2 separate regions of the Homo sapiens genome follow, and region 2 is linked to region 1. Evidence: read pairs that join two places in POLR2A ChIA-PET (ENCODE). Cell type or tissue: Panc1. All regions are shown on one strand.

The links. ChIA-PET counts read pairs that join two places held together with the same protein. Peaks named below come from ENCODE experiments on the same cell type or tissue, not always from the same donor. Only the 100,000 strongest peaks of a DNase experiment are listed, where the experiment ranks them.
Region 2: POLR2A ChIA-PET joins it to region 1 with 6 read pairs; 4 of 35 experiments call an interaction of 5 or more read pairs at or near these places.

What each region holds. Positions count from the first base shown.
Region 1 is chr3:158,103,644-158,106,143 of GRCh38, forward strand. SHOX2 (SHOX homeobox 2) reads right to left here. Exons shown (of 5, transcript NM_001163678.2): 1 at 2,036-2,500. The coding sequence starts at 2,381. Among named protein-coding and RNA genes, the nearest start is that of SHOX2, 1.5 kb to the right of the region's middle. RefSeq lists a silencer at 2,167-2,216. In Panc1, a CTCF peak has its summit at 2,135; no DNase peak of the experiment used is centred here; H3K4me3 peaks cover 1,445 bases; H3K27ac peaks cover 780 bases.
Region 2 is chr3:158,279,483-158,281,982 of GRCh38, forward strand. All of the region lies in intron 4 of RSRC1 (arginine and serine rich coiled-coil 1), which reads left to right. Among named protein-coding and RNA genes, the nearest start is that of RSRC1, 170 kb to the left of the region's middle. In Panc1, no CTCF peak of the experiment used is centred here; no DNase peak of the experiment used is centred here.

The DNA.
Region 1 (2,500 bases):
GCCGCCCAAGCCGGGCCAGAAGGCAGGAGGCGGAAAACCAGCCTCCGGTGGCGGGCGAAAGCAACCGCTCTTTCTGTTCTCTCTTCGCCCTCCCTCGTGGAAACGCAGACTCGACCCTAAACGCTTAACCCACAGAGATCAACAGGTTCAAGCGGAATATTCGCGATCCTCGGTTTCTATTGGTTGCTCAAAGCCTTTTCATGCAACCAGCAGCTCGGATGTTTAATAAAATATGAATTTTTCTGCTCTGGGTTTGCACACATCCGTTGCCACTTTCCTGTCCTTCTCCTCCCTTTAAAAACAGGAGCTCTTCTAGTGTGAGCATATACAGCCACCATATATATATCCCCCTGGAACCTTTATCCTCTGCGCCCGAATCAGAGACTCCGGGTTTTAAGAAGTCAAAGCTGAGTTTAGATAGTCGAGGCTGTTTGCAGTTCTTCCCAGCGCAGGATCCAGGCCAGCATGGGTGTTAAAAATCATTTCCGGAAGAGCCGGTCTGCAGAGAAATTAATACTTGCCCTGAGCTTGGAAATCAACAATCCCAGGAACTGCGCCCGCCGGGGGTTCAGACCTGAACCTCGCCGTCAGGCGCGCTGGCGAACCTGTAGTTCGGGCCTGTAGTTGTGGACTCATGGCCGGGAGGCTGCACTGGGCACCTTGACGGTAACTCCACCACTTTACAAATTTAGGAAGACCTGGTGCTGGTTTGGAGGAAGAAGAGTCGCTAGATCTCGGCCCTGCCGGGCATTCTAGCTACGGTGATCTTAAATATTGCCGTATTTTCTAGTTCTCAGAGTTAGTTTTGTGGACATTTGTCCTTTCTTTAGGAAGGAACATTATAGTAAACATTATGGGCCAATTTAATAGCAAAGTATTTTTACTGATATTGTATTGAAATTTAAATATGAAAACACACCCTTCAAATTCTGCCAATGAGGTGGGAAGGCTTTGTCTATTACATGTCATCTACACAGTGGATGCCACTCAAAGTTTTGGGGCTTCGAGGAGATGTCCAAATTTCAAGTTGATCCATAGACTTAATAAAATCTCTATTTTTGTCCCCAAATTTCCAATTACTGATCTAAACAGGAACAGACCGTGTCATAAACAACTTAATTGCTTGCTTAAATATGTGATTCCACGCATGCCACATATTTTCTTAATTGGAAAAATATGGCAGTACACCAGTTACTGCAGGCACCAAGTGCCAAATCAATTTTATTGTTGAACTCCTTTGAATTGGTATAGAACGCTCTGCCATTGAGATAAAGACGTTTCCTAACACTGAGCTAGCACCAAAGGATTTTTGCTCTAAGAGAACCGAGTACTGGGTGATTGAAAACACTAAAGGAATTGTGTAAATATAGATCCCCACCTCCCCCGCCGCCCCCCCCCCCCGCCCCCAACACACCAAGAAACCGAAACGCCTCGCCCGGGAGAAGCAGCGTAGCCTGGACCTCAGCTTTCGTTGGCTTCCTTCTACCTTGAAAGAGAATGGGAAGTTTTGGCCCCTAAGATCCAAAGATTCAGGGGCTCTGCGGAGTTCGAGGGGTCTTGGCGGCCCCAAACACCTAGGCGACCGGAGGGTTAAGCTTTCCACCTCTGCCCCTTCTCCCTCCCGGCAAACTCTGCGCTAGAGGCTAGCTTTAGTCCCGCCGTCTGGTTCAGCACCCCCTCCTGCAGCCCGGCCCCGCGAACTTCCACGTCCGCCTGCGGGCCATCCGGGCTGCGGGCCCATCCTCCCGCTGGTGAAAAATGCATTTCGGTGGAATGGGAACATCTGGGAAGGGCGCGCACAAACCCCACACGCTTCCCCCCACGCCACCCCCACAACACACTAGGACCCCACCCATGACCGAGCATACCACCGGACCCCCACCCTTCCACTATCACTCTAGCTGACAAAGCTGGGGTCCAGGGCCCTCTCCGTGTCCCTCTCCCCTCCCCGCTGGGCCTCGGAGTCCTCTCCCGCCCGAGAGGAGTCCGGAAGGCGGGAAGGGGAACCGCTGCCGGGGGTCAGTCAGGTCGTTACCCTCCGTCAGTCGCGGGCTGCCCGGCTCCCTGCTTCTCTCGGCGGCGCCCATGTCCAGCTCCCGGACGGGAGAGCGCCCTCCTCCAGCTCCTCCGCCTGCTCCTCCTCCTCCTACACCTCCTCCGCCTCCTCCGCCGCCGCCTCCGCCTCCTCCGCCGCCGCCTCCGCCGGCCGCCCGGACTGCCGGGCTGCTGCGGTCGTCGCGGCCCGCCTCGGTGCAGCCGGTCGGCTCCTTGGCCCCGCGCAGCGGCCCGCTCTCCAGCACCTCCCGGTACGTGATCGCCTCCTTCTTCTCCTTCACTTTCTGGTCAAAAGACTTGGAGACGAACGCCGTAAGTTCTTCCATCGCCGCCGCACGTCAGCCCGGCGCTCAACCTCTGCCAGCAGAGCCCCGCTCTTTTTTTCCTTCTTCTTTTTTTACTGCTCCAGCCCCCCCAATAATAACACATCAATGGGACAGGAGGT
Region 2 (2,500 bases), 180 kb after region 1:
ATGGGCCGTAGTTTACTGATCCCTGATTTGTACTTTCGGCTCAATAGAATAAGCTAGCGCACTTTTAAATTCTCCATTGGCCTTTAAATATTACTAATAAAAATTAGGTGAAAACTACCATAAATTGAATATAGGTTATTTTTTATTTTATGCAAGCAGATATAAAACCATTTATTGTGAGAAAGTAATTCCTAGAAGAATCTTCATTTGTACTGTCACTTTATGTGAACTAGAATAAAACAAAAGTCTTTCTTATATGCAGTGGTATTTCAAGCCTCTAGGACTTCCCCCATGCCACTTCCTCTTTCCTAGATGTAAGTTGTGCTTATTGAGCTTAGATTCTATTAGGAAGGATTGCAAGTAAATAAATAAATGTAGATTATGTGGAACTATTGGGTAGCTTATGTAATCAGTGGGACTCTGGGAAACCAGGTTGTGAAAACTGACAGGAAAAGAAGACTGGTCAGCTGGTGTTACTGCCTGTGTATACCATGGTATCAGTAGAGGTAGTATGCAGGCACTGACCACCAGCGCCTCTGACATTGCTGCCACTGGACTTAAGCTCTGTTGCCACTATCACAGAGAATAATCTTTTTATTCTTGTCTTTCATTAACTCTTTATTCAAATTTCCTAGTATAATTCATGTCATCCTATATTTGGAATACTTTGGATTCAAAGCTCACCGAATTTGGAATGGTATTCAGATTCTGGGTAGCTTAAGAAGTATAACAAATACACCCAAGAAGAAGGCTGTAGCGAGCGAGCATGACAGTGGAATAAAATGAGAGAAGAATTCCTTGAGCAATTCTTGTTTTCCTTTGATTCTGTCTTATAGGTCCCTGTATTAACTTCTGAAATATTTTTCATATCACATATTTACTAATTAATTAAACTATTAGTAACTAATGATTAGGTACTAATTATATATTTGTGCGTTGGTTTTTATACCTGTCTTTAAGCTCCACATGACCTGGTATATGTTGTTCATAATTGTATCCATAATTCCTATCACAGAATCTGGCCCAGAGATAGTACTCAGTAATAGTTGTTGAATGAATAAATAATGTTTATGTGTGTGTGTGGTGGGGGGCAAATCATGATGGCTATGGTGAAAAGGAATTGAAGGGTTTTGAGCTCAAGAATGAAGTGATTCCTTTTTTTTTTTTTTTTTTTTTTTTTTTGAGACGGAGTCTTGCTCTTTTTCCCAGGCTGGAGTGCAGTGGCGTGATCTCGGCTCACTGCAACCTCTGCCTCCTGGATTCAAACAATTCTCCTGCCTCAGCCTCCTGAGTAGCTGGGACTACAGGTGCATGCCACCACGCCCTGCCAATTTTTTGTATTTTAGTAGAGACGGGGTTTCACCCTTTTGCCCAGTCTGGTTGCGAACTCCTGAGCTCAGGCAATCCACCCACCTTAGCCTCCCAAAGTGCTGGGATTACAGGCATGAGCCACCGCGCCTGGCCCAAAGTGATTCATTTTTATAAGATTAGACTGGCTGTTTTGCAACAGGTGGATGAGAGTGAAACAACGGCAGAAGTGGTTAAAATAGCTATGACAGAATTAAGAAAGACTAGGATGGAGGTCATGGCAATTGAATTAGGATGGTGGCAGTTGATATAAATATAGATAGTTTTTGTGATTACTTAAGAGGTAGAATCAATAGGACTAACTGATAGATTGTATTTGTAGGGGGAAAAAGAAGAAAGTGAAGTGGTTGATTCCCAGGTTTTTGGCTTGAGCAGAAGGATGAATGATAAGATCCTTTTCTGAAATAGGAAATACTGAAAAGGATCAGTTTTGAAGGAGGAACTCAAGAATTTAGTTTTGGATCTATTGAGCATAAGCTTTTTTTTTTTTTTAGATATCCAAATAGAGATGTCAAATAGACAACAGGGTAAATGAATCTGGAGCTTATGAATGATATACATTTTTTGCACATGTACGTATAGGTTGCTATTAATGCTGTGTGTGAGGGTGAGATGGATTAAGAAGAAATTATAGCACAAGACTAGGGCCCAGGACTGATCCTTGGGGAGCTCTTACCTTTGGTGGCTAGAGAGAAGAGCATGGAACTACAAGAGACTTGAAGAGCCATTTTTTTGAGAAAATGTAGAAAACCTGAACGATATAATATTATAGAAGACAAGTGAGGAAAGGCTATGAAGTATTGAACATTAATTCAGCATGGGCTTATCAACATGAATATGAATGTTAGACAGTATCAAATGGTTCTAAGAATTGTATAAAGAGAAAGATGATAAAGTAGACTTTGGATTTGGTAACATGGGGGAACCACTGATGACTTTAGCCAAGAGTAATTTTTGGATGTAGTGGGAGGTAGGAGAGGGGAGATAGGGTATGTGTATAGTTCTCTCTTTCAAAAAGTCGAACTGAAAGGAAGCCTATGAGTAACATGGTAGCTGAGGAAACTGGTTCCAGGCCAAAATTCTATGTGTGACCAATCAGACATACCCATTGGCAATTACAGAGTTTTGCCTG